Linked DNA regions of Homo sapiens: regions 2 and 3 are each linked to region 1. A link is a loop called in an ENCODE intact Hi-C map of the cell type or tissue named here. Cell type or tissue: B cell. All regions are shown on one strand. Links, peaks and the distances in the headings refer to the core of each region. The heading gives the core; the rest is flanking DNA. Region 1 holds the start of LINC00881 (long intergenic non-protein coding RNA 881). Region 2 overlaps LEKR1 (leucine, glutamate and lysine rich 1). Region 3 overlaps LEKR1 (leucine, glutamate and lysine rich 1).

Region 1 (9,972 bases), core at 2,140-7,139:
TATAATATATAATATAATATTGGAATATATATATATGTGCATATATATGTGTGTGTGTGTGTGTGTGTGTGTGTGTGTGTATAGTCCAATTACCCAAAGTGGTCTTCTTCCAAACATTTTGAGGATGCTGTAATAAGATCCCTGCATCAGGTGAAAGTGGAACTAGTTACCAGATGTTCTCTTCTGCCTGGGATCCCTGCTCCTGCAAGACAGTCAGTAATCCGTTCCAAGAATGATGTTTTACCATGGTGCTGTGCTAGGCACCAGGGATTGGAAGATGAAGAAACATTTCCTGTGCTCCTGGAGCTGCAGCCTAGCAGGCCTACCAATAAGGACAGCGCCATGGGATATGCTGCAGCACAGGCGGAAGCAAAGCGCTGTGGAGACCCCAAGGCCAGATATAGGAGCTCTGCCTGGCTGAGTTAGGAAGGTTCTCCAGAGGTCACATCTGATCCAGGTGTCAAGGGATGAGCAGGAATTTATCTTGTGAAGAAGAGGTGGCTGGTTGTTTCAGCAAAAGAAATAGCTCCTAAAAAGACACCTGAGAGTAAGATGTGCCCCAAAAGTGTCCCCAGGGGTGATAGAGAGGCTGTAGCAGGAGGTAAGTCTGGAGACAGAATTCTGGTGGGGTTACTGGAGCAGGAGGGTCTGTCTGCTTTAGGGAATATACTGTGTTAGTTTTCTATTGCTGCATAGCAAATGACCCCAAAACTGAGACGCTTAAAACAGTCAACATGTGTTATCGTATAGTTTTCATGGGTCAGGAACACAGTTGTAACTTAGCAGTCCTCTGGCTCAGGGTCTCACAGGCTGTAATCAAGGTGTCAGCCAGGACCAAAGGCAACTCAAAGTTCTACCAAAGGAGGGTGAACTTCCAGGTTCACTCCTGTGGCTGCTGGCTGGAGACATCAGTTCCTTGCCACATAGGCCTCTCCACGGGGCAGGTCCCAACATGGCAGTTGGCTTAGAGAGAGACTTTTTGTAACCCAATCTTGGAAGTGACATCCCATCACTTTTGCTGTATTCAATTTGTTTAAAGCCAAGCACCAGGTCCATCCAGCCCACGCTGAAGAAGAGGTTACATGAGACAGAGAATACCAGGAAGTGATGATTACTGGGGGCTGTTTTAGAGGCTGCCTACGGCATATACCAAGAGCTATTTATGGCCTCATTGCAGCATTATCCCACTCTGCATAAATTATAGAGAAAGACATATAATTTTATTGCATATTAGTTTTTGTTGATGGGTACATTCTGGTCCCTAGGAGCCCTGAAGAACAATGTGCTTCATTTCACAGCTCTCCCTAAGGATTTTATACAACCCACTTGGCACTCACACTGTTATTATTAAATGGATTCAGCCAAAAGCTGCCTGTGGGGGTAGAGATCGGTGGGAAGGTAGGGCGGCAGAGAAAGGAAGTGCTCAGGACCCCAAATTGAATAAAGAAAAAGGTCACACGCCAACTGCAAGTTAGAAATGAATCTGAGTGAAAGTAAGTATCCTGGTTGACAGCTCACACATGATGCCAACTTGCCACAGCTTGGCAGCGCCTTTGGTTTTCCCACATGCAACTGAAAATAGCTAGCATTCATCCTGAGAGAGTGCTACTAAAATAAGTAACTACTTGGAGCTATACCTCACTGCTCATTCAAGCTGGAAGCTGTGTGCAATTATTTTGCTGAAATTAGATACAAATTAAGTTGCCACTTCCGGAACTCTTTCTCCTGTGCTATATTACAAAAAAGAAAGTGATTTTTGAACTCGGATAGCTTAGATGTTGCTTCTTAAAAATAAATGTAATCTCTTGACAGAATATCTAAAAAGACAGATTATTGATTTTAATCTCTCAGGAGACCTAACCTCTTCACGATCCAGGTTTCCTGATTTTCAGACCTGAGTTAAGTTGCTATGGATACAGAGTGACAGGCCAGTGAAGGAAACTGGGGACAGGGAGTGGCCTGCCCACAGGTGAGATATACTGTCTTTAAGCTTGTTAGGGATAGAAAAGGGGGCTAGCCTAGAATTGTCCTCTGGGACATAAGGTAATGGTCCTGCTCCCACTTTTTAAACAGTGGTTTGAAAGTTTTCTCAGGGTGTGCATACATTTGGACGTACAAGTTCTGCTACGTTTTAAAAAGCAAAACAGAATAAACAAACATATATGAAAACAAACAATAATAATGATAATCTGGGGCTTTCCTCAAACTTGGCTGGAAGTTACTGGCACACAAATAGTAGAGGTGTTTGGGGGTTTTCTGCTATGAAGGAGTCCTTGATTTGTACTATCTCAATAAAGCAACCTTCTTTTGACCTGCCTTTGGAAGAAGTAGGTGAATTTCTAAGAGCCCAGCTGTGCTGGACCCTAGGAGGCTGTCAAGACTCCCAGGGTAGGAATGTTCCTCCACAACTTTGAATTTCAATTTCCCTTTACAAAAGGCAAAATTTGTTTTATTCCCCATTGTTGGAGACATTAGTCATGGATGAAACAAATTTAAAACTCCCCCTATGCCCTGCTTCTTGCCCACCCCACACATTCCCACTCTATATCCTCATTCCAATCTAGTGAATCTTAGAAATGACACATTGAATGAAGAGCTTTGCAGGTAACCTTCCCTTCCTAATGAAGTTTCCTTTTTGCGGGGTTTTGGTGTGTGTGTGTGTGTGTGTTTGTAGTTCCATAATTCTCAAATGAAAAATTGCTAAAAGGTCATCTATACAAATCCTTAAGATGGTGAACCTCTACAACCTTACTTTAATTTTAGGAGATATTTCATTTCATGCCTTAAGTTTTGCAATTATTTTCAGTGTCTCCTTTTCCAGACTTCTTAGAGGACTTGGAAAGAAAATGAAATGACGTTGAACGAAATCAAAGTAAATTGAGTGATCTGAAACGATTTGATGTCAGCAAGAATTCCCCATACAGCTCACAGCCCTACCCCGAGCACGCCTCCCTCTTGGGTATGGTGAGTTCAGCTCCAAATTTATTCTGACAAGAAAGCACAGGCAATGGCTTCAGTGGGTCTAAATCAGGTGAAAATTCAAAGCAATCACCCTTCCTGGACAATCTTCTGCTTTCTCAGTGCTTATCATGGTCTGAAAATTCCTATTTAAAGAAGCAGAGCTTTCTTTTAAGTCCTAACAGAACAAAGTCACACTCAACAGTGCACAGGCACACGCCGGGATCGAGAATGCATTTTTGGCAAAAAGTCTCCTCTTTTCTCTGTCTCCTCCAGCTCTCTGCAGGCCCAAACCTTGCAGAAGCCATTCCATGTTTCCTGAGCAGGAAAAGACAAACTCAGACCGACAACCTTGGACTTCAAAAGACTGCACACAAGGGGAGGAAGGACTGAGAGTACCAAGGCGTGAGAATTCAGAATGCTGCTATCTCATTTATTTTTACCATTTAGGAAACGTTTTGATCTGCATTCCTTTTCCCTTCCCTGATTTCAAAAAATAAAAATAAAAATGCTTCGGTTCTGAGGAGTAACTCTCCAGATGGAAGGGGAAGATCAGGGGATGAATGGGGGAGGGCTGCTTGCGTCCTCTCCCCTGCCACACACACGCTCTCTGTTTCAGCCAGTGTAAAAATAGCCGCCCAGGTTTATGTATTCATCCCTAAGCTGCAATGAAGCGCCTGCCTCCCGGCCAGAGTCCGCTGCCTTTTAGTAGCTTATAACATCAGGTGACGCCTCCAGCCCTCCCATTCCCCGCCCCAGCCCGGATAAACGTCCTCCGTGACCTTAGAAGTTTTCAGTTTAATCAGCGGTATCGTTTTTGAGAGGAAAATCCTCCCAGCTTTGCGGGCTGGCAGGGCTCTGGGGCCCTCCCCTGCCTCCCAGCCCAGGCCGCAGAGCGAGAGCGTTTCCATCTGTGCTGCGAGCGGGAAGAGCCTCTCTGTGCTCCCCGGCACGTCCAGCGCGCGGGCGGGAACACGCTCTCCTGTGGGGGGCAGCTTTCCCAGGGACCTTGCCTAACGAGGGCCAGGCGGCTCCCCCGTGGGCCCCGAATGGCTCCTGGCAGGCAGACCCCTATCCCTGTCGAGAGCACTGATTTCCCCAGCGTCGGGGGAGGCAGCCGCGCCCTCCTGGAGCGAGGCAATCCAGCGGTCAGGCGGCGGCGAGGGCCTGCGCGTGCGCAGAAAAGAGCTGCCTCCGCGCCAGGCAAGGGGCGCGAGGGCGGAGGATGGAGGGCGAGGGCGCATGCGTCAGCCGTGCCGCTGGGGCCGCGTAGGAGAGCTGAGCTGCTGGGTCCTGCCGTCAGTGCAGTTTCTTGGCAGCACGTTGGGGACACTGCGCCATGAGAACAGAGCCACAGAATGTTAAAGGCACAGCCTCCTTCGAGGGCATTTGCATAATGCCTCCCGTTTACAGATGAGGAAATTGAGGCCCAAAGAGGTGATGGGAAAGGCCCAAAGCTGCATTTCTGGCTTCTGGCAGCTGGGACCAGATCCAGCTCGTATTGACATGGTTTAAGCACTTCTTCAATGAGCACTTATCAAAAGCCTAGATACTGTGTACTCAGTGTCTTGAGTGGCAGCGAAAGATAACCACGAATACGTCAGAAGCAGTGTAGCCACGGCTGCCCTGGATTTGGGCATAGAATCAGACAGACCTGGGTTTGATATGATGATTTCCAGAACCACACTACTAGTTGGATGGCCTTAGTGAAGCAGTTAACCGCTCCATGCCCTAGCTTTCTGGTCTGCAAAACGGAGATAAAAATAGGCTAGGGTCGTGGGATTTAAATGAGATAAGGTGCACATTGTTTAGCACAGTGCCTGCGCATGGAAGGCTCTCAAATAAATATTCGTGCAATGTTTTGAGAAGTAGAAAGTGCTAGGCACGTAGGCGTTCAGGAGACAGTCACGGTACTCGTTTCCAGACAGAAGTCATGAGGAACAAGAGGGAAGGTGCTTTCCCGTGTGCAGCGCTTGGGGAGACTCACACAGACAGAGGATCTGGCATGACAGGGAAAGGAGGAAATGGCTTCTGTTAATCTCTCCTTCAGCTTCTCCCGCCCTTCCCATGCACTCTTCCTGTTTCCCTTTCCAGTTCTCACGGTGACTCAAGGTAGGTGGCTGCAGAGAGACATTGGGACCTCTTACCAGGGAAAATATGTTCTGTAATCTGGCATAATTTAAGTTTTAAGTCCCATTTTATCATAGGGGTTCCCCTCCCCTTTACCTAGGTGTGATAGGCACAAGAAAAAGGAATGGAGTTAAGTGGATAAGTGACTAAGGTGTCACATTGGAGTAGTGTGGATCATAGATCTCAGAGCTGAAGATCATCTAGGTGGACTCCCTCATATTAAAGAAGAAGCAGTGAAAAACTGTGAAAGGCAAAATGACATCAAGTTTCAGACTCAAGTTGGAGCCATGGTGTTCTGTAGCACCATAGTTCATTCATCCACTCATACACACTACTCTGGGTGGATATCTGATATACTGCCAGGTACAAGGTTCTGCCTCAGTAGGCAGGGAAAGGGGAAAGGAAATAGAAATCCGGGAGGATTCTCGGGTTCTTTGTGCAGCTTCATGGATGTTGATACCATTTACTGTGATTGCAAGTAGAGGAACAGAAATGGACCTGAGAGGAAGATGGCATGTTTTGAACATGGGTTTGAGGTGGCTGTAGGACATCCAGGTGGAGACCTCCAGGAAGAGTTAGGAACATGAGTTCCAAGCACAGGAGAGAGGCCTGGAGGTGCCCACTGGGGAACAGTCAACTTAAAGATGGTCACTGAAGCCAAGGCAGGGCTGGGATGGCCCAGAAGAGCAGGCAGAATGAAAAGACTATGAAAGCATGAAACCCAAACCTGACAGATACCAGATCCTAAGGATCAAATAAGAGATCCTGAGGAACAGATGGAGAAATGGAAAGAAAACCAGAAAAAAGTGGCATCAAGCAGTTCACATCAAGACTCTCCAGGTTGAAGACGTAGTCAGGAGTGGGAAATGCCACCGAGATGTGAAGCAAATGAGCACCGGAATATGTCTGTTGTATTTGACAATGAGGAAGTCATTGATTACTTGTGAGACATTGGTTTTAGTGGGGATGTGAGGGCAGAAACAAAATCACACTAGGTTAGAAGCAAAATGGAGTCAAAGAAGAGAAGAGGCAGGGGTAGTGGGTATAAACCACTGCTTCAAGAGAGTTGGTTAGGCAGGGAGGGGGAAGTTACAGCTAAAAGGGGAGGCAGGGAGAGTTTCCTTTATTCATTGTCGTTTTGTTTTATTTGTTGTGTTTTGTTTTTGCAACTATGGGAAACTGGAACGAGCTTATAGGAAAGGGGAAGCAGGAGGGGTCAGCAAGGAGAAATAACTTGGAGTCTCAGTACAACCCCCAGCACCACCACAGGGTGAGTGACAGAAGAGGGGATTCTGGCCCCAGATAACCCAAAGGAAGGGATCCTCTTCCTTGGTTATTTTTTTTCTACCACTGGAAAGGAAGAAACGTACATGGGAGGTTTAGAAATGGACTTGGGGAGCTCTTTAAGCAAGGTTTATCTGTGTCAGGATCTAACCCTGGCAGTAATCTTACCATCAAATGCATTTAATCAGACCCATTTGCATGTGGAGCTGTGCCCAGTGCTATTCAAATAATGTGAAATGGATACTGTTATTACCATGTCAGTCAGGACTATGGGTAGCAAGTGACTGAAACCCAGCTCTAACCACGGGATCCATGGGTTTGCTAAAAACTGGGTAGACTGGCTTTAGGCCCAGTTAGATTTCAGGTGCTTTAAAGGTGTTGTCATGTATGATAGGCATAATGTTTTGAAATTATCAATGTAGTTTTCTCTTTTGCCTTTCAAAGCATATGAACTTAGTCTACTCTAGGCATTTATCTGCCTAGGAAGAAATGAAAGTTCTTTCCAGAAAGTATGCAAAGAGAAAGAAAACATAACACTCAGCTTCTGGCATTCAAAAATAAATTTTGTAGCAAGGCAATAGCCATGTAATTCAAGCCCTTACCTTGAGAAAATATCCTGTACATTCCATTACCTTCCTCTTCAGAGGGTCAAGAACTGAGCTTGGTAGACTAAACCTTAGGGTTTTATATTCGAAAGGTCTAGACCAGGAGAAAGTGGGGATTATCAGAGGACAGAAGTAGCAGAATAAACAAGAGGCCTGAGTGGAGAGATTGTATTGGAAAAGTAAAGCTTAACCACAAAGGCAGAGGGAGATCGTTCCCCCACGCCCCCTCCAGAATTATGAGAGGAAGAGCCCAGTGTTGGTCGGGTAGCAGCAGGCCCTGCTATGGACTTTTCAAGCTCTGTCAGGTCCCTGGGAAGGCTAGATTCTACCCAGACATAGCAGAAAGCCTGTAGCCAGCTTGCCAGAGGTGATCATTGTAGTGAGGTGACTCAGTGGTTTGGGCTGCCGAGGAGACCCCTGGGACCAGGGTTGATAGGAAGTCATGGACAGAAGTCGGAGTCTGTAGCAGCAGGAAAAGCAGAGAAGGAGCTAAGCCAGTCAGGAAACACCTTTGGGAGCACTGCTTCAGATCACCTCAGATGGACACAAGCTCCCCATCCACAGACCCCCACATCAGAGGCTTGCAGTGCACCCAGGACAGACAAAAAGTGGATGTTGTCTCAAAATAATCACATACAAGGCAGCTATGCTCAAGGACCAGTACAAGGACAAAAGTTCCCTTCCTCTCAACACCATGAGGACACAGAAAAGACACACACCACCATACTACCTCCACCCCAGCACACCCTACCTGGATGACGATCAAAACATTTAAAAATCCTTACAGGCTCAGGCGCTGAGGAGTATAAATGGAGATGTCTTACTATGTCCAGAGTTAACCCTTTAGTTGATGGATTATGAGGAGCAGGGACCTCAGGGCAGAACCTGTTTACCAACTGCTCCATGCATACTTTAGTATTTTATCAATGAGGGCAGCCATAATGCCATGTACCTGTTGAATATTGGCCATGCATCCAGATGGCATCTTTATAGGAGGGGAAGGAGAAAGAGGAAGCCATCTGAGAAAGCGAGCATGTTCTCAATGGGGATATTGAATTATTGGATTGAATCAAGATTTAAACCCTAACTAGTGAAGGACCAGACTGGTTATGGACAAACTAGAGAAATTACATTTTATTGGCACATCCAAGTTGCAGTATGAGTTGAATTTACCATCTGTCAGCTTTCTTTGTGTTAGTTTCACTCTCAGGTAGAAGCTCCAAGCATCAGCATACCAAAGGGCAAAGAATCTCTTTCTTAATAGTGCCTGCAAAATCCCAGTCAGGCTCACATTGGCTTAGCTTTGGTAATGTACCCATCTCTGAACCAAGCCCTGATTGGCCAAGCCCAGGTCACATAACTATTCCTAGCGTCATGAACTGAAAGTGGAGTGAGAGGTGGCTCCCCTAAAGAAAATCAAAAGGCTGTGAGCAGAAAAATGGGGTAATGAATGTTGGGTAGGCAGGCACAACAGATAGAACCACTATTGCCTTCTGGAGTTTAACTCTCTAAAACTCAGAAAGCACAGTATCTCCATGGCAGGAAATGAATTGGCACCTGAGCACTTATTCATACATCGATCAGTGTAGAAAACTAACTTTGAAAATCATAAAGCAGATTTATTTTTCCCTCTTAAATTTTCTTCCCACACTGATTAAATTAATTTTAATAATTAGAGTTGGGAAATATAATCAACTAAATATCTAGTATAGTTTAAAGCTTGGTATAAGCTATAAATAGTTCCACTTAGGAAATGCTCAGTCTCCCTTTTTATTGATGTGAAGACAATAACTGTTTTACTTTTTCTCTGTGTATTATTTTCTCTTTTTTAAGAATCACCTTCTTGTTGGGCATGGTAGCTCACACCTGTAATCCCAGCTACTTGAGAGGCTGAGGCAGGAGGATTGCTTGAGCCCAGGAGTTAGGGGCTGCAGTGAGCTATGATTGCACCACTGCAGTCCAGTGACAGAGAAAGACTCTGTCTCTACAAAAAGAAAGAAAAAAAAAACCATAGAATCAACTTCTCCTAAATCCAAGATGAACTGCACAATTAATTTATTGCCTATTTTTAAAAAAGGTTTTTGTAATAAACAAAAGTTAATTATTCCAGATACAAAGAGATCGTAATGGCAGCATCAGCTTTTCTTCACAGACTCTTATTTTCAATGTCACAAAACACTTCCACATAAATTTTTAAATCCACATGATTTTAAAATCAGCCCTAAGTAAAAGGAGATATTTAAAGTCTAGAAAAAGGAAACATAGTCATCAGTTTTACTCCAAAATTTATGCTGTCTTTTGGAAAGAATATTGTTTCATAAAGGATATCTTGATATTTACAATATATAAAACTTAAATCTCAGAATTGAAAAACTCTTTGGGAAAAAAAGTATTAATCATAATAAAGGAAATAAACTCATCATCCTCTAGTGTCTGAGTCACATAATTAATTCAGAAGGGGCTGGCTTTCTCTGCATGTGGGATCCCAGGTATTCATTTATGCATCAAATATTTATCACACCCTTCATAGCTTCTCCGCACTGTGCTGGGCACTGGGGATGTGAAGATGAGTGAGACAGGCTCATGTCTGGGAAGAATGGAGACAGATGGAGAACACAGAGCTCTATGCTGCGGGTATAAGGGCATAATGAGGGCTTGCAAGAGGAACAGTTCGTTTTCCGGGGGTGATGGCTCAGAGACAAGCTGGGATACTAAGCTGCCTGAAGGGTTTGCATTTCCCATGGTGCCCAGTGCAGTGCCGAGAATGAACTTGTAGACCCTTTATTGCTGTGGCTAAGATGGAGGAGGTTTGGAAATCTTTGACAGCTGAGCCCTGTGACAGAAGAGAACAAGAATTCCTGGTCCTCCCAACACCTCGGTATGTGTACTCTGGTGCTGATGTTCAAGGTCGTGGTCATTCCAGTCATGCATTCAGCAGGCAGTCACTGAGCACCTACCAGACACTGCTCAAGCAAAGCAGACTAAAACCTCAAGG
Region 2 (9,972 bases), core at 2,601-7,600, 60 kb before region 1:
ACTAGAATTTTTAAAATAGTTTAATTAAAAATTTAATGTCAGAACATTTTAAAACTTAGAGTTTGAAAATAAGCTTAATGTACTTATTTTAAGGTAAAAATAGTTTTACATGTGCTTTAAATGCCATTTCTAGATTGAAGCAGAACTTGCCAAGGAAAGGGCCCAACACTTGGTTGAATTTGAAGAGCAAGCTCTTCTCTTTAAGGAAGAAACAAAATTGCAACTTGATATTGAAAAAGAAAAACACCAAGATGTAATCCAAAAGTATAAGAAAGAACAAGAGGAACTACAAATGAAGGTCTGTAATTATGATGTTCATCATTATTTAATAGATTTGAAACTGCAGATGTTGTATATTTCGCCTTAGAACACTACAGTATTTATAATTCCAGTAGCTTTCACTCATGGTCACTGTGTCTTGGTTTTAGCTATGCAGGTAAGACGGTTTGGCTAATTCTCCAGAATGGATAACTGAGATAAGTTATACAAGCATGTAATCCAGCTATGTATGGATTTTTTCTACTGGAATAAACTTATTTTTTAAACATCATAAATTATATGACTAAAAATTAGTACGGCTAGATATTTCAACACCTCAAATATCCAACATTGAAAGATAATGAGGTGTTTTATATAATTAAAATTTTCCCAACCACTAAAGCATATACCCTTTAATTGCAAATATTTTTCATTCTCAACATTTCTGAATGAAGAGAAATATTTTTAAAATGTAATTACACCTCCCTAAATTTCTTAAACAGTATGTTCTAAATACTAAAGGTTTTGTTAAGGTTTTCCTGTTTTTATAGGACTTGAGTGTAGAGTGTGTATGTGTGTGTGTGTGTGTATGTGTATTAATCAAGACCTAGTGGGGAAATAACATTTTGAATACATGCATTAAGAGTCTGTGTTAATTAAGCATCAGACAAGACCTAATGGCTTCTACATTTGTGTACAGGAGGTATGGTACATCCATTTCAGTAGTCCATTGTGAACAACAGGCAGCACCAGCTACATGTGTACAACCAGTGCAATAGCACATGGTCCCACACTCAGAAAGGCTTCATGCTTTGGATTTATTGCTTTGCAGATACTACCTTGAAATTCTTAATAATCTAACTGGGCATGGTGGCTCATGCCTATAATCCTAGCACTTTGAGAGGCCCAAGCAAGAGGATCACTTGAGGCCAGGAATTCAATACCAGCCTGGACAACATAGCAAGACTGTCTCTATTAAAAAAAAAAAAGACTTAATTAGCCTAGTGTGACGGTTCATACCTGTAGTATGTTCATACCAGTGTATACCCTGGCTACTTGGGAGGCTGATACAAGAGGTTCACTTGAACCCAGGAGTTCAAAGCTTCTGTGAGCTATGATCATACCATTGCACTCCAGACTGGGCAACAAAGTGAGACTCCTTCTCTAAAAGAAAAAAAAAAATCTTAGTGATTTTATCTTTGAACTTCTGTTTTGTAAGTGAAATCCTACTGTGGCAATGGAGCATGTGCCACAAGCTTAGAGCCTTGGCTCCCCCAAGGTTCTGCCTCCCCTAGAGGGTTCTCACCTCTTGCTTCCTGGCTCCTGATGCCCCAGGCTCCACCGAGTCTCCCCCTTTCTTCTTCCTCTCACTCTGTGACTGCTGTTGCAGCCCTGGGTGGTTCAGGATCCCATCAGCAGGAGAATGCAGACAGGCAAGCTGGAACTTGCCAAATGTTACAGTTTCTTAAGAGAAGTCATAAATCCTGATTTTTAAATCAAGATTTTGTAAGTGAAACCTCCTGATCTTTAAATGTTGACTGCCTTTTAAAAAATAAAAACATATTTGTGGTTATGTGAACCTCCTCTCCCAAAGATACTTTCAGTGTCAGCTCTCCTCTGGGTGATGAAAACCACTGTGCAGACCTGACAGTGGCCTTCTTCCCTCTTGGATTAATTGAAGATAATAGAATATTAATTTATAAAATTATGAACTATGGTGAAGAGACTTCTCACACAAGTTATTCTTTCTGTAAATTTAACATTTGAAACAAATTTTGGATACATAACTCTTTTTATGTAACAGTTCACAAAGTCCTTGGAACCTTGGTCTGTGAATGTTTTCCAGATTCTTAGTGGGCTAGTTTCTTGTTGTGCTAATATTTATAACATGACAATAATTGAGCATAAGTAATAAAGATATGTTTCATTAGAAGCAGCTCTTGTTTCGTTGTTTTGTTTCTTAAGGAGAAAGAAAACAAGAGGACTTTTCCCTTCTAAAGACTTTCATGCCATCAGGAAAAGCTTCTCCAAGTTATTCTCTCATTCATTTATCTAGAGGAACCACCTTGAGAAGCAATACATTTTCAGAATATTCAAGTGTTTTCTACAACTGTGCTGTCCGTCATGATAGCCACATGTGGCTGCAAAAGTTTCCATTAAATTAATTAAAATTAAATACAATTTAAATTCAGTTCCTTGGTCACATTAGTCATATTTCAGGTGCTCAATAGTCAATACTCTTTTTTGAGAGCTATGGTTAGAGTATTTACACCATGGAAATTACATACAAATCTTGCTTTTTTTTTTTTAAATTTGAGAGTCAGTTGTTAAACATTTACCAGCACCGTCAGTAGTCACATGTGGCTAGTGACTACCATATTGGATAGCATAGAATATCTCTAACACCACAGAAAGCTCTGTTGGGCAGTACTGTTCTGGAAGGCATAGTATCTGGAGTTCCTCCAGCCATTATATACAAAAAAGAAAAAAAAATTATGTTAAAGAAAAATTTATTGGTACAGTTAGGGTAAAGTATAACTCTAGTGCTCTCCTCCTTGCATTCCCCCAAAATCAGGCATTTTGAGATCCCAAAGCCAACCTAGTTAGGTCCAGACAGTCCCCTGATCTACTTGTCAAGACTTGAGCTGAGGCTGGGCACAGTGGCTCACAGCTGTAATCCCAGCACTTTGGGAGGCTGAGGCAGGAGGATTGCTTGAGCCCAGGAGTTTAAGACCAGCCATGGTAACACAGAGAGACACCATCTCTACAAAAAATAAAAAATTAGCCAGGGGTGGTGGCATGAGTCTGTGATCCAGCTACTGGAGAGGCTGAATTGGTAGGATCGTTTGAGCGCAGGAGGTCAAGGCTGCTGAGAGCCATGATTACACCACTGCACCACTGTGCTCCAGCCTTGGCAACAGAGCAAGACCCTGTCTCAAAAAAAAAGACTTGTGCTATCCTTTGTAGCTTAATATAGTCACAGAAATTTATATATTTCCAAAAGTGCCCAAGTGATTAATGTGATACTGTTTTAAGTAGAAAAATAAATGTTTTAGTCTTTTAAAAAGAAAATCTTGAAGGCCTGCACATCATGGGTTTGGTTTCATCTGATCAAGTGAGTACACTGATTAATGAAAATAAACCTCTTAAAAACCATAAGAATTCTGTGGTTACCTAGAAACTATCGCCTACAAGCTAATATGAGATTTATCTTACAGATATCTGACTTAATCACAGGCGCTACAAGAGATCTAAGGCAGGAAGTGACCACTCTTAAAGAAAAACTTCACAAATCCCATATTCGGTACACTGAAGAATCTAATTCAAAGGAAAAAGAAATTGAAAATCTTAAAAATTTGGTTGCAGAATTTGAATCTCGCTTGAAGAAGGAAATTGACAGTAATGATTCAGTTTCAGAAAACTTGAGGAAGGAAATGGAACAGAAGTCGGATGAACTGAAAAGAGTAATGCTGGCTCAAACACAACTGATAGAGCAATTTAACCAGTCCCAGGAAGAGGTAGGAAGCAGATAGTGGTAACTTTGCAATTAATCAAAGAGCACATGTTCTTTCAACAAACAAACAAAAACGTGAAAGGCAGCTTAGTTTCATGGAAAGAGTCCTGGAATGTTAGTCTGACCTAAATCACATCCTGGTGCTCTGTCCTTAATCACATCCTGGTGCTCTGTCCTTAACTTTAGGCAGTCACTTAGCCTCTCCAGACCTGGCTTTCCTGTGAACTACATAATCTCTAAAAGTTTCCTTAGCACCTAGTTCTTTCTTGCAAATAACTATTTTAAGCCTCTAAGAGTAGGAATCTTTATATGTTTATGTCTTATTTGTTTTAACGTTAAATTGTTGCCAAATAAACTTTTAGAGAACTTTCTGCATACATTTAAAAAAATTAGACTATGTCTTTTAAACACAATTTTACCTTAGGTTTTTACTTCCTATCAATGTAAACTTATAAGGTAATATGCATGCGTCGGTTTTCTTTCTTATGTATGTATGATTATTTCAGTGATGGTTTTCATTCAAACTGGAGTAGACCTATTTTGATTTGAAAACATTTTTGAAAGTCTTATGTCTGAACTACTGAGCAGTTTAGAAATACTGAAACAATTCATCTGTTCTCTAATCATCAATATCATATCACATTACAATATTTGATCCCTTTGATGACAGTATAGCAAATAAAGGTAAATGGAGGAAGATTCTGAATGTTGGTGAGAAGTAATATCTTTGTTGGTTTGGCATCAGTAAAGGCATAAAAGGAAAGTGCTAACAGCAATATCGATTATTAACAATTAAATATGCCATGGTCTTGCTATATTTAAATTATCAGCCAAAATAGAAAGTTTACATAATCATTGTAATTATGTAATTATGAAGTGAACCTATTACAAAGAAGTTATAAATATAAGATAAAATATGGAGTAGATAGAATACTAGATCAAGAATAATGCCTAAAACAACTCTATAAGTAGAAATTATTTACATGTTACAAATGAGGAAGAGACTGAAGAAGGTTGAATAATTTCCATAAGGTCAGACAGTTTGGTGGAGCCAAGATTCAAATTCGAATCTCTATGATATGATGTTTCCTCTTTTGGGAAACCCAGTTCTTATTATTCTGCTTCTGTATTTCACAGTGACCACAGACTTAGCAGTTATAATCTCCAGGGACTCAATTTTCTTTTAGTATTATAATTAAGACAAAAAGATGATTAAGTTCTCTTGTTGTTACACAGCAGCTCAGTCCCCCCAATGAAGGAAGCCGCACCCCTAGTTCAGGCAGGAGTAAGGAGGGAGAGCACACGTGGACTTAGCTCTGCTAGAGAAACCCTGAGAAAGAGAGAAGTGATGCTGATTTGCCTCAAATGAGACAGCAGTAGTGAATCTCTAGAGGAGGGAAGCAGGATAAAGGACAGAAAGATTGAGGCAACTAGACTAGCAGGTTTTCTAACTATTCATTCACAAAAGAAATGGCAATATAGAAAATGAGGAGTAACTTATAAACTAGGACAAACAGAAAAAGACGGAAGGGCCAAATTCAGTAAATGTATATTAGCATCTGTGTTACTCTGTTCTTGCCTTAGTCTAAAGGAATATGTGAGACTGGATAATTTATAAAGAAAAGAGGTTTAGTTGGCTCATGGTTCTGCAGGCTGAACAGGAAGCATAGTTCTGGCGAGGACCTTAGGAAGCTTACAATCATGGCGGAAGGTGAAGGAGAAGCCAGTGCATCACATGGTGAGAGAGAGGTGGGGGGAGGTGCCACATTATTTTAAACAACCAAATCTCGCATGAACTAACACAGCAAGAACTCATTCATCACCAAGGGGATGGTGCTAAGCAATTCATGAAGGATCTGCTGCCATGATTCAAACACCTCCCACTAGGCCCCACCTCCAACATTGAGGATTACATTTCAACATGAGATTTGGAGTTGACAAACTTCCATACCCCATAACAGCATCTATCTGGGTGCCAGGCACGTGTTAGATAGGTACTGGTGATGTAATTATGAATAAGACTGACAACTGCCACTTCCTGCTCTCAAAGAAGAATTTAAAGAAAACTTTGCATGAGTAATTAAATTAATATCCAAAGGAAAGAATGATCTAAACAGAATTTATCATAAAAAAAGCATAGACTGAAAGCTCGAACATTTGCATGAAGAGCCTGTATAAGTTATCTATTGCTACGTGACAAATTACCCCCAAGTTTAGCAGCTTCAAACAACAAACATTTATTATCTCATAGCTTCTGTGGGTCAGGAATCTGAGCATGGCTTAGCTGAGTGTCTCTGGTTTAGAGGCTCAAGTTCTCTCATGAGGTTGGTGTCAGGGTATCCACTGGGCTGCAGTCTCATCTAGAGGCTCAACTAGGATGGGATTGGCTTTCAGGCTTACTTATATGGTTTTTGGCAGAATGTATTTGGCCAGAGGCTTCCCTCAGTTCCTTGCCACATGGACCTCTCCATAGAACAGCTCAGTGTGTCAGCTGACTTCCCTCAGGGCAAGCGAGTGAGAATGAGAGAGAGAAGGTGCCAAGACAGAAGCCACAGTCTTTTTGCAACCTAATCTCGGAAGAGACATACCAGTGCTTCTGCTGTATTCCATTTATTACAAATGAATCAGTAAGTCCAACCCACACTCGAGGTGAAATCATTGCACAAAGATATGAATATCAGGAGAGTAAGGATCATTAAGGGGGCGTTTTAAAGGCTTCCAATCACAGGGCTTCGGGAGGTGATTTTGGCAAGAGAAAATAGACTAAAAGTGAAGAGTGGATTTCTTCATCGACAAAAGGAGCTGCAGTTGGAACTCTTCCTGCTCATTAGTTTTTAAAAGAAGCCACTTAGGAATAAAGCTTTTTTAAAAAAATGTGGACTGAAAGACATAAGACATTGGGTTGGTATATAAATGATCACAGATCATTGCTAGAGAGGAGAAAAGGATCATCCCAAAGGTAAAGAAAACCAATTAAGGGTATACTTAGGGGGGCAATTTCCTTTTGTGGGAGCGGGGAGGGTAGACTAGAGTTTCCTTTAGAAGTTACCAAAATATCACCTCAAAGTTAACTAATTCGAACTGAACTGTAAGAGTAAATAATTAAGGCTGCTTCTCTGGCTAAGCATGCCAGAGTCCAAAATATGCTTATAAAAATAGGAAATGAGCCAATAAAAGGGATAGGATTTATGAGCCAAAAAGAATAGAGGCCATAGCATGTAAAGTGAAAAGCACCACTTTTTTTGAAAATGCATTCCAGACACTTGAAATTTCTCAGATTCTGGAGAAATAAAGCTGCATTTAAGTGGAAAACAAATTCCCATTCGAATGAAAATAAATTAATGGTCTAATAAGGAGGCTAATTAAGAGGAGGAAAGCCCTGTTCTCTTTCAAGAGGCCAAATAATGGGTAGACTTTGTTTTTAATTGTATGAAGAAAGTTCTCAAGGATAAGAGGAAAGCCAAAGCCTCTAAAGGGCAAAATGGGCCTTCCTAAGTGGAGCAGGGATTATTGGAGGGCATCCCCAGAAACAGCAAGGGTCGCAAAGCAGAGCAACAAAGGGTGCAGGTCAATAAAAAGAGAAAATGGAAAATAAAACTGTGCTAGAAATGTAAATGTGAACAAGGAGTCCCTGAGAAGATACATTAAAAGATTGGAAAGGAGGGAGGGAGGGAGAGAGAGTGAGAGAGAGAGAGAGAGAGAAAGTTAATATGTTAGAGAATAACACTTATCAATAAAACCAAGTCAAAATGGGTCATGTGCTTCTTGATGCCCATTTTCCTTCCTACTGGTTCCATGTGAGTACAGTCAAGACAGTGTGACCCCCTATTACGGACCTTGTTGTGATCCAGAGGAAGAATGTGGTAAATCAAATAAACAGCTCACATACAATCACCGAAGGACAATCAGTACAGATAGTTCAATATTTTTGTTGTTTGAAGACCACACATAAGGGAGCCAAAAGAGCAGTAGTTTTAAATGCTATAGTTCTTGTAGTCATACAATGAAGATGAGTGATACTCAAAAATAGAAAATAATGCTCTTGGTTAAACATGGAGAATTGAATACATATGTTTATCTCTACTTCATTCCATTGCCACTAAAATGGCAGTCAATTAATAAAAAGTGAATAAATCCATTAGGACAAAGAGAACAGGAGAGGAGTTAGCACTTGATAAAAAAGATATTGGCCAAAGCTTACAAAAATGGAAAGCAAGTGTCTAAGAGATAAATAACTTATCATATAGAATACTGAAACCTAATGCCCGTGAGGATTGGGGATGGGAGGATTCAAAATGGAGAAAATCTAGTTATGTGACACAACACTGGAGAGGCTCAGGAATTGGAGAAACTAGATGCAGGCATAACTTGTTTTATTGCATGTCACTTTATTGTGCTCCACAGATACTGTGGTTTTTTTTTCCCCACAAATTGAAGGTTTGTGGCAACCCCTATGTCGAGAAAGTCTCTCAGTGTCATTTTTTCAACTGCATGTGCTCACTTTATGTCTTTGTGTCACAGTTTGGTAATTCTTGCAATATTTTAAACTCTTTCATTATTATTATATCTGTTATGGCCACAAAACCAGTGATCTTTGATGTTACTATTACACTTGTTTGTGGGTGCCAAGAATGGTGCCTATATAAGACAGCAAACTTAATAGATAAATGTTGTGTGTGTTCGGACTAATCCACTGACTGGCCAGTCCTCCATCTCTCTTCTGCTCAGGACTCCCTATTTGCTGAGGCAAAAACAATATTGAAATTAGGCCAATTAACAACGCTACAATGGCTCCTAAGCATTCAAGTGAAAGGAAGAATTACACATCTCTCACTTTAAGTCAAAAGGCAGAAATGATTAAGCTTAGCAAGGAAAGCAAATCAAAAGTTGAGATAAGCCAGAAGCTAAGCCTCTTGTTCCAGTTAGCCAAGTTGTGAATGCAAAGGAAAAGTTCTTGAAGGCAATAAAAGTGCTACCTCAGTGAATACATGAATGATAAGAAAATAAAACAGCCTTCTTGCTGATATGGAGAAAGTTTGAGTGGTCTAGGTAGAAGATCAAACCAGTCATAATATTCCCTTAAGCCAAAGCCTAATCCAGAGCAAGACCCTAACTCTCTCCAATTGTATGAAGACTGAAAGAGATGAGGAAGCTGCAGAAGAAAAATTGGAAGCTAGCAGTGGTAGGTTTATGAGGTTCAAGACAAGAAGCCATTTCCAGAACATAAAGGTATAAGGTAAGATAGCAAGTGCTCATGTCGAAGCTGTGGTAAGTTATCCAGATCTAGCTAAGATCATTTATGAGGTAGCTACATTAAACAACAGGTTTTCATTGTACATGGAACAACCTTCTATTGGAAGAAGGTACCATCTAGGACTTTCATAGCTGTAGTACAGAAGCTTTGAAGCCAAACTTCAAGAATTAGCCTTCAAAGGACAGTCTAATTCTCTCATTAGGAGATAATGCAGCTAGTGACTTTAAGTTGAAGCCAATGCTCATTTACCATCCCAAAAATCCTAACACCCTTAAGAATTATGCTAAATCTACTCTACTCTGTGCTTTATAAGTGGGACAACAAAGCCTGAATGACAGCACATCTTTTTGCAGCATGGCTTACTGAATATTTTAAGCCTGTTGATACCTACTGTTCAGAAAAAAAAAAAAATCCCTTTCAAAATATTGCTTCTCATTGACAATGCATCTGGTCACCCAAGAGCTCTGATGGAGATGTACAAGGGGATTAATGTTTTCATGCCTGCAAGCACAACATCCATTCTGCAGCGCATGAATCAAGGAACAGTTTTGACTTTCAAGTCTTATTATTTAAGAAATATATTTCATAAGATGATAGCTGTCATAGTTATTGATTCCTCTGATGGATCTGGGCTAAGTAAATTCAAAACCTTCTGGGAAGGACTCACCATTCTAGATGCCATTCAGAACATTCCTAATTCATGGGTAGAGGATAAAATATCAATAATTACAAAAGTTTGGAAGAAGTTGATTCCAGCTCTCATGGATGACTTTGAAGGTTTAAAACTTCAGTGGAGGAAGTGGCAGAAATAGCAAGAGAACTAGAATTAAAAGTGGAGTCTGAAGATGTGGCTGAACTGCTGCAAACTTGAACATATAAAAAGTTACTTCTTATAGATGAGCAAAGAAAGCCATTTGTTGAAATGGAATCTACTCCTGTGAAGATG
Region 3 (9,972 bases), core at 3,383-8,382, 110 kb before region 1:
CCTAATGTTAAATGACGAGTTAATGGGTGCAGCACACCAACATGGCACATGTATACACATGTAACTAACCTGCACGTTGTGCACATGTACCCTAAAACTTAAAGTATAATAAAAATAAATAAATAAATAGTGAAAAAATAAAACAGATTTTAGTTTAAATGAGTTATTAATTTGTTATTTAAAAGATTAATATATCATTCACCGAGGCCAAATGAGACACTTGATTGTAATTTATATAAGGACAAATTTATATGTAATATATATAAGGACAAATATATCTTAATGATATTTGTACACTGAATCTAAGCAGATAAAATAATATTATATTTTAATAAAATAATTTAAATAAACTTAATTTAAATAATTTAAACAGTGAGTAAAATAATTTAAAATAGTGAAAAATAAAATAATTTAAAATAGTGAAAAAATAAGACAGGTGTTAGTTTAAATGAGTTATTAATTTGTTATTTAAAAGATTAATTTTTCATTCACCAAGGCCAAATGAGGCACTTGTTATTTATATAAGGACAAATAAATATATCTTAATGATATTTGTACACTGAATCTAACTAGTGTGAAACCTAGCTACAAATAGAGTAGGTGTTTAATAAGTGTCTATTGAAATAAAATAACAAATAAGAAAGTTACATTTTAATGCCAAGACACATACCAGATAATATCAATGAAAACTGCAGAACTATTTTTTGTTTCATGTACTGTATTTTAATCTTAGGCACTTAATTCTAAACATATTTGCAGGCACTCTTATTTCTAAAGTCTGCGAAGTTTTATTCATTCTTTCAGTGATTATTTTTTAATCAACTTCCATGTCTCAAGCACTATAACAGATAAGGTTCCTGTTCTCATGAAACTTACATTCTAGTAAGTTTACATTGAAATGATTCAATGAGTGTAAAGCACTTAGGGTATAGTACCTGGTACATAGTAAGTATTCCACATTTATTAGCTATGATGATGATGATGGAAGACACCCATATATAGATGCTATTCGAAGCCATGAAACTAGATGAAATTATCTTGGGAGATAATGCAGCTAGAGAAAAGGGCTAGGGGCTGAGCTCCTTGTGCTTCCCAGCATTTAGAGTGAATCTAAGATTAAGAATAATCAACAGAACCTGAGAAGATAGCCAGAATATTGCCAAGAGAGAGAAAATAACTGGGTCACATGCTGCGTAATATTTGAATTCGATAAGAACAGAGAATTAAATTTTGAAATTGCCAATATAGACCATCATTCATCACCTTGAAAAGAGCTGTTTCTGTGGAGGAGTGAAAAAGAAAGCTCAATTGGAATGGATAGAAAAGAGACTGAGGAAAAGGCAAATCATAAAAGGAGAGTCATGAATGGCCAAGAAGTATAAGGTGAGGTGCTCAGCTCCAAAAGGAAGCAGAGAACTGCAAGTTAAACCAGAGACACTACTTTGTATTCTTCATATTGGCAAAAATTAGAAAAATAGCTGTTTCTAATGAATATTAGCTGCTTCTAATAAATGTTATAAAGCAGGAGCCTTTATTCAGTGAAGTAGGAATGTAAGCTAGTGCCTCCATTTTGGGAACCATTTGGCAGTATTTATGTGTATTCCTATGATCTCATACTTAATACCTAATACCGCCCTGGAGACATACTGCAGACAAATTGTCCTATAAGTACACAACAAGATGGGTAAAAAACTTTCATTGTAGGATTATTTATGGTGACAAGGTTTCAGGTAACCTAGGTTCTATCACTATGGTACTGGATAAGTAAAATGTGGTATGTGCACATGATGAAATATTATGTATCAGTCAGAGCAGAGTGAATCATATCTACATGTAGCTACATGGATAGGTCTCAAAAAACATAATATTGACTAAAAAGAATAAGAGTCAAAATGAGACTTGTAGTTTAACTTGATTTGTGTAATTTTTAAAACACCTTCAAAACGAATAATTTTTTCACATGTTAAGATGCAGGTTAGAAGGTATACATTAAATTCACAAGCATAAATGCTCTCTAGAATGGATCATTCCCAAATGAAAATGAACATCTCAGTTTCACCCATATTAAAAACGAAACAAAACTGACAACGCTCCTTGTTACCATATTCACCTCCAGCTGCAATTCAGTTTTTCTGCTCCCTATTCATGGAATCAAATGGGGTGTCTTTAATTGCTGTTTCAAACATTATCTCCTCCCCACTACCCTCCAAAAAGCTTTCTTGCCCTTTTTTGTTTGTTTTCTTTTGTACCTTGGGCACATAGAACAGAGTTGATTAGACTCTGTAGTACAAAACATGCTATCATCCTTGACCCGTGCCAGCAACGCCCCCCTCTAATTAATATACCTATAAATTTTTCTAACAGAAAAATAGAATAATACAACATGTATGTGTTCCCATCATCCATAGTTAACAAGTTTTAAAATTTTGCCATAGTTGCACTATAGATTGTTAAAGAAGAAAAAGACAATTAACACTTCCATTTTTACTCCTCCCCATACAAAGATAGCTACTGGTGACACCAGGTCCAAGTGCAAAAACAGCATATCCTCAAGGTGAGAAGTGATGAGATTCAGGGCAGAAGTGGAAGAGTAGCCTTCATGCCACCACCAATGATAATAGCTAACATGTGCGTGTTACTCCCAATGTGCCTGCAACTATTCCCCTTCTTTACATACATTAAGTAATTTAATTATCAGAACAGTCCTGTATGATAGTGACTATTTTACAGATAATGAAACTGGAGTTAACAGTTAACAGGAAGCAGAGCCAGGATTTGAAATTAGGCAGTCTGGCACTCTAAAGAGCTCCTGCATGACACCTTTAAACTATCCTGTCACAGACAAGTGTTGAGTTCTTGTTTTTCCTTGTCTTCAATTACCTATACAATAAAAAAGTACAGCCTTCTATTTTACATTAAAAAAAAAATTTCCCTGATCTCTGGGTGCCAGTTCATCTGCCTGCTTGTTCTTCCATTATGCTACTTTAACCTGGAATCATTTTCCTCCACATAGCACTTTGAACCAGATTTTTAAATGTTTTGCGTTTCCTTTATCCAGTAAGTTTTAAGCTTGAAATAACTTTCCACTATATAGGTTTTAGTTACTGTTTTCTCAAACATTATACTAACTTAATGTGCCCTCCAAGTGACTATGAAGTTTTATATCAGCCTATAAAATAGCTAATTATGAATACCTTTTATATTTGTAGTTTCTAGAAACCTGTAGGGATAGCAGGATTCTCTTAAATGACTGATTATCCCAAATCTGATGCCTGTGTAATGCTATCCAGCAAACAGCTGGCTTCATATGAAGAGAGGTTAAGAACTCTTTCTGTCTTGTTCATTTAAAATCATTTACTTCTTATTTAATATCTGCAAAGAACACAGTCACATCATAGTAGAATTTACTGTTGTAAATTTTTTATTGTTTCCATGGGTTCTGCCTTACATCTGCATGGTGTTTAAAGCCAATGCTTCCTTTATTTTTGTAGGCATTTAGGGCCTTGTTCCTCATAATCCAATGTCATGCTGAGTGACAGAAAATTAAAGTCGAATTTCTTTAACTATAGAGAAGGACTGGGCAGAACAATAATACACTTATTTAACAACTCCTTGCCTCAGAAACTGAAGGAGCTGTTTTGTGCAGGTGGCTTAATCTCTCTGCAGCTTATCCTAATGGTGTTTCTTTATTTATTAAGGACAGGAACTGGGCACTCTGCTTCTAAAAACAAAAGGACCAGACTAGTCTACCAGAACCTATAGTGAACTAGTAGGATGTTTATATTTCATTCAGAAGAGCAAAGCTTTGAATTAGCTGCCATTTTTACTGTCTATTATTCTACTAATTCTCAGGTAATTGAGAATTAACTGCATAAAATTACATATCAAGTACCAGTTCTTTGAAGTTCATTTTAAGATAAGTCTTCCTTTTAATTTATAGCTGCATTTAGAAGTAATAACATAAAATTTATCATATGGGCTCAGACCTATGCTTCATCTAGTTTAGGATCATATCCTGACAAAAGCACCAGGGGCCATTTAATAGTAAGGTGTGATTGTTCTCTCTGATGAAATCTTCTCATGGAATCAGTCACAGTAACACCATAATTTTATTAATATTTTTATTAACTATAATATATATTTAAGCTTTCTAAAACTAAAATCTAAACCACCTTTTGGAGTTAGAAATTCTACCAGTTTACTGCATATTTCATTGTTAAGTAATTCTTTTCATTTGTCTTAAGTATACCTCTTTAAGGATTCTGGGAATATGGTAACAGATTTGTAGCCACACTTACCACACTCTTATGGACAATATCATATTCTCTTGCAGCTTTTATATCTCAAGAGTTTATATTTCAAGTGTGAGAGATATAAGAACTTTAGGATCAGGCAGACCTGAGTTTGAATTATAGGATCTAACTAGCTGAGTGACCTTGATAAGTTAATTACTCTAATCCTTAGAGTTTTCTTGGTAGTTGTGACTATACATGAAATTATATGAAATCAATAAAACCTAACAAGTATGGGTCATCTACTCTACACCATTACCTAATAAGTTTTTTCAGACCCGGGAAGGCTTATTGCATGGAATACAGATGGAGCCAGTGGACCTCACAGTAAACAAGTGGAGTTCACCCGTTTGGCTGGGAATTCTTCCTCTCTGAAGTTCCCATCCTTGAACTGGAGAGCCTCTCCAGAGCTGAGCATGCCTTCTTCCAGCCCATGATGAAAAATACTCACTCTCTTCTCTGGGCATGCAGCCCTTTGGCGTGCCACTCTCCATGCCACCGGTGATGGCAGCTGCCTTCTCCTGGCACAGAATACAGAGCCTAGGGATCCTGCCTGGTGGTGGTATGGTCTGTCCCCTTTATGTAAATGAGTTACCTCCAGCAGCCTCTCATTGTTTCCTTGTTGGAGGAAATGGAGAATTCAAATAGTAGCATGCAAGTACCTGTAATTGAATCATATAAGAAGCCTATAGCATAGGAAAAAAAATTGAACCTGTGATCAAACAACAGAGGACAGATTATTATCCTGAAGAAATGTCACCCCCCCTTAATGAACTCAGTGCCCACCCCTTGCAACAAGCATTGTTGCAAGAGAATCTCCCTTAGGTCATAGTGCAGCCTGGGAAGAGACCTTTACTGATGGAATTGGTGGATAACTCAAAGGAAGCAGAGGATACACAGATGTGATTATGACATATGCAACAAAGTATACACTAAAAGTTTCCACGTGAAATCATACAGAAGAACACACACAGGAGATAAACCCTACAAATGTACATGGGATGGATGCATATGGAAGTTTGCTCTGTCTGATAAATAAGACATTTCTGAAAACATACTGGAGTCAAATCTTTTTGGTGCCTGGACTGTAACCACAGCTTCTGTTCTGACCATCTTGCCTTCTACAGGAAACGCCACATGCTAGTCTGAATGCCTTTGTCTCCCACCTCAACATGACTCCCTACTCACCTGGCTCTTTCTCTATACTCCCACCATTATCTATCACACTTTTTACATGTACATTTTAATTTTGATTCAGCTGGTCTGATCCTCTGAATTTATATCATCCAAAACTTCCATATGGTCAGTAGCAGGTACTCTCTAATCCTCCCTCTCCTTACCATGGGTGACCTAAAAAATGAGAACTTTTTTTAGAGATGCTAAGCAAACTATTCTTAGAGATAGATAAAGTTAATGTAATAAGAACAAGAAAACATGTAAACTAAGAAACAAAAATTAATGTATGTAAAAGCACTGGATAAACAAAGGTTTATACAAATGTCTGGTAAATGCTAATTAAAACATTTGTTTAGAGTGAATTTATTTTCTAATTTAAGGAACTAACTCTTTGTAAAATAAAGTTAAGAATGCCGATTTATATAGTTTTATGTATTTATATGGATGCATAAAGATTTTAAAGTTTACTATTAAAATATGTCACTGAAACACCTGAACAGATGGAACATAGAAATTTTACAACTCCAGTGTTTTGAACATTTTTTTTCTGGAGACACCAACCAGTCTATCAGTTTGTTTTCCATTATAACTTATTCTCAAAAAGCGTACCAGCAAGGGCTGTCACTGGGGCTGGGGTTCAGATCACAGTTTCCACACACAGGACAATGGAAGGACTTAGATAATTCAAGCCATTTGTTCTTTCTGCTATGGTTTCAGTTCTGCATTCACACACTTGTTAGACAGGGCTGCTTGAATAATAATCCTCAAATACTGCTTACATTCTCCAGTTAAAGACTCTATGGAAGCCAGTTTCCTGCTTGTATTCTCTTGGTTTTGAAAGTCACTAAAATGCCTTTTAGATGCTACCCAGAGTTAACACGTTCTTTACTATGAGCCTGGAACATGATTTGTCTGTTTTAGTTCTAGCAGGAAGACTCAGCCATGCTTCACAGTTCCAGACCACAAAAGTGAGCTCAGGCAATCATGTGTTTTAGAAACAAGACACGTGATCAGAAATTCTTATGTTTGTCAGCTACATACATTTCCTTTGAAAACATTAGTAAAATTTAGCCTATTAGCTGTTTGAAAATCAGCATGGTGGTGGGGGCAGAAAGAGGCCAACAAATTGGGCCTGTCAAAACCCATTAAGTCTGTGGGGTGTTAGGATAGGGAGGGCTGAGTAGGCAATGATAAGTTGCATATGGACATACAGGCAAAGTGGAATAAGCAGCTGCCTTATTCTTCAGGAGCTGACTAGCAACAAAAGAATATGGTTTACTCTATGAAAATATCTGGACACTTAAAATGTACTAATCAGATGAAATACATTGTGTCATTTCAGATTTACAATGTCTAGTAGAGGCACTTGGATTAAAACTTCAGAAGGCGGTGACAGAGATGGACAACTATAAAGAAATGCTTATGTAAGATGGAGAATATTAAACAACTTATAACAGTGCTCTGTAGATGTGTTACAAAATGGCAAGAATTAGGAAGAAATGACAAGAATTATAAAGACCCTGGTGTGTTCTCTGTGATTCTTTTGGCAGTGATTTACTGGTGTGGGTAATAGTTTACTGCTGCTTTTCTTGCCCACTTTACTGGCCTAGATTATATATTGAAGAACCTGTAAATATTTTTAAATACATGGAGGATTTCTTTCTCTCAATAAGAAACTTACTTATCCATATATTAAAGCTTTCCCTGATAGTTCAAATGCAGTAACTTAATGTGAAATAGTCTTTGAACTTTTTTCTTATCTTTGTTTCTTTATTATCTCTCCACAAGAAACAATATTGAACTTGTATCTCAAAATTACTAATTTTAGCTTCAAAGAGAGAGTTGAGTAGCTTTGAAATGCTGAAGTACTTATGCTTGATATAAGTGAGAAAGAAATATTGGAAAACACGTGATAAGAAAATGATGTAAAATCAAGAACACTATTTCTTTTAAAAATTAATTTTCAGCCTGGGCAACACGGAGAAACTTTGTCTCCACAAAAAAATACAAAAATTATCCATGCGTGTTGGCACACTCCTGTAGTCCCAGCTACTCGGGAGGCTGAACTGGGAAGATCACCTAAGCCTAGAAAGTTGAAGCTACAGTGAACCATGATCATGCCACTACACTCCAGCCTGGGCGACAGAGTGAGACCCTGTCTCAAAATGAATAAATAAGTAAAAATTACTTTTATTTCAGAAATTTCAAAAATTATAGCATAAACATAGTATATCTATAATTATAATACTAAAATAGTATGTATATAATCTTTGAAAAGTAAGTAGATTCTTTTACTTTATGATATATATGATTTTCAGTTCCTATATTTTAGGAGGATGAACCTCATAAAAACATAAATATTTAGAATGCTTAGCAACCAAATGTTTGTGTTGACCATGAACTACTCCTAAAATCAATGTGTTTAATAAAATACTGAACACAAGAAGGAACAAATACCAAAAATACCCTATCAAATTAATGTATACTTGGATTATTTGTAACAAAATAGTTTGTTTCTGAAAAGGAAAATAAAATATTCATACTTTATAACACTGTGGTTAATAGTACAGTAAGTATAGTAGTTCAGGTGTCTGTGTAGATGGCTGGGGTTGAAGGAATTGGTGGACGGGGGTCCTTAGAAGACCCCCTAGGCCCAGGAAGTAACTTTTTGGGAGATTGTTTTAAATCATGAAAAGAAACAAGGTGATGGTTGCTAGAAAAAAAAAAATCGTTGTTGCTGTCCCTCTAATAACATCAAGGAGGGGTTTGGCCATGTGGATATCTCTTGTGGAAAGCAGTCTAGTCAGGCCCCAGCTACTGTGTGATGATTGCTTCTTGGAGTGAAGAGGGCACAGTCTAGGCATAGGGAGGTGGTGTTAGCACACAACTAAGCTAAGAGGGAATTTGTGGGCATACCAAGACTTAGCATATATAGTGGAGTCTTAGAAAGTTAGGAAAGAAGCTTAACATAGAAATGAGCATAGTGAAGAAAAGGAATAAACTTACTGGTAGTGACATGAATTGATATTTTACAGAATAAGTTGGCACAGAATTCTGTGTATATTCATGTTCTGCATAATGACATTTTGGTCAGTGACAGACCATGTATACAAAGATGGTCCTATAAGATTATAATACCGTATATTTACTGTACCTTTTCTATGGTCAGATATGTTTAGATATGCAAATACTTACCATTGTGTTACAATTACCTACACTATTCAATACATTAGCATTCTGTATAGGTTTGTAGCCTAGGAACAATAGGCTATATCGTATAGCCTACGTGTGTAGTAGGTTATTCCATCTTGGTTTGTGTACACTCAAGGATGTTCACACAATGACAAAATTGCGTAATGACACATTTCTTGGAATGTACCCCTGTTGTAAAGCAATGAATGACTGTGCATGGAGCCTGCCCATTTAATATTAACACATGCTTTGTGGTATTTTTGTTTATTATAATTTTAACATAACTTGTGCTGAGAAATGGTGAGAGTCAGGGTAGACTGGAGATGCAGGGAGAAATACACCACTAAAGTCCATCAAACTAATTATCTGTAGGAAGTTACTGTATAATTGCAGAAATGCTGATGATGTTTTATCAGTTTATAAAACTAATGTTTCCTACACGTACAAGACCTTCTTAACAATTAAAAAATGGAGATGATGCCCATTTTTAGAAATGCGAATTAGGAAAGATAGAGCCACTTAAATGGCTCCAAGTGCTGGAGACCTTTCTCTATGCTACCTGTCTCTAGCTCTTCCATCTATACTCTATCTACTCTCCTTTACTGCTAGGATTAAGTTGAGGAGTATGGGCATTTAGGATCAAAGCCTGGGACTGCTTAAAGCCTCAGGTTGCTCAGAGGTCAGGAGGTGAGGCTAGAGTCAAATGTGTGGCTTCGCCATTTTTGTAATGATAAGTTTGAAGTCAAAACAGTTCATTCAAAAAATTTGATATATTAATACAATTTGTTAGTAAACTCAAGATTTCCTGTGCACACTCAAACCTCTTTGGACTTCCAGAAATTGGAATATGCTATGAAATCAGGTTTCTTCCATTTTTAATCCTTATTCTTTGTGGGGGCTGGGAATAGGAATGTTTGTCACCTGTAAGTTAATTCTTTGTGTTGTTTAAAGATTTTTAAATATTTGGATATAAGTTTTGTGAATTTTGACAATAAAAGGAAGAAGCAATTTATAAATGGGTGAAACTGGGGTTCTTTTTCCAAGATTTTTAAGAAAATATTTTCCAAGGTTTAAAAGAACGTTGTTATGTATTTAAAAATAGAGATTTTATCAGAATGCTTTGGGCTGCAAGTAACAGAGGTAGGATAATGTCAGTTTTAGTTGATAAGAGTCTCAGCAATATCCCCAAGGATCTTGATGTTCTTTCTGTCTCCATCCTGCTGCCCTCAGCACTGGCTTCAACCCAAAGCTAAGTCAGGTCCCTATAATCGCAAGATGGCTGCAGTTCCTCCACTCTAGAGGCCTCATTTGG

Evidence for each region. A loop is a pair of places that touch in the nucleus more often than their neighbours do. Peaks named below come from ENCODE experiments on the same cell type or tissue, not always from the same donor. Only the 100,000 strongest peaks of a DNase experiment are listed, where the experiment ranks them.
Region 2: a loop joins it to region 1, with 5 times the contacts of the local background. A loop is called at or near these places in 3 of 110 quality-filtered maps.
Region 3: a loop joins it to region 1, with 10 times the contacts of the local background. A loop is called at or near these places in 2 of 110 quality-filtered maps.

What each region holds. Positions count from the first base shown.
Region 1 is chr3:157,085,053-157,095,024 of GRCh38, forward strand. The region is part of intron 3 of LINC00880 (long intergenic non-protein coding RNA 880); the gene reads right to left. LINC02029 (long intergenic non-protein coding RNA 2029) reads left to right here. Exons shown (of 3, transcript NR_135546.1): 2 at 2,807-2,964; 3 at 3,235-3,495. It overlaps LINC00881 (long intergenic non-protein coding RNA 881), which reads left to right and starts at 4,829. Exons shown (of 3, transcript NR_034008.1): 1 at 4,829-5,070. RefSeq lists a silencer at 4,124-4,173 and an enhancer at 5,134-5,233. In B cell, for the core only: no CTCF peak of the experiment used is centred there; DNase peaks (open chromatin) are centred at 4,199 and 4,869; H3K4me3 peaks cover 1,890 bases; H3K27ac peaks cover 2,149 bases.
Region 2 is chr3:157,024,627-157,034,598 of GRCh38, forward strand. It overlaps LEKR1 (leucine, glutamate and lysine rich 1), which reads left to right. Exons shown (of 13, transcript NM_001004316.3): 11 at 134-298; 12 at 3,477-3,776. Among named protein-coding and RNA genes, the nearest start is that of LINC02029, 52 kb to the right of the region's middle. In B cell, for the core only: no CTCF peak of the experiment used is centred there; a DNase peak (open chromatin) is centred at 4,985; H3K27ac peaks cover 562 bases.
Region 3 is chr3:156,972,384-156,982,355 of GRCh38, forward strand. It overlaps LEKR1 (leucine, glutamate and lysine rich 1), which reads left to right. Exons shown (of 13, transcript NM_001004316.3): 7 at 6,811-6,892. It also overlaps the pseudogene KLF3P2. Among named protein-coding and RNA genes, the nearest start is that of LINC02029, 100 kb to the right of the region's middle. RefSeq lists an enhancer at 6,262-6,391. In B cell, for the core only: no CTCF peak of the experiment used is centred there; a DNase peak (open chromatin) is centred at 6,328; H3K4me3 peaks cover 1,676 bases; H3K27ac peaks cover 2,423 bases.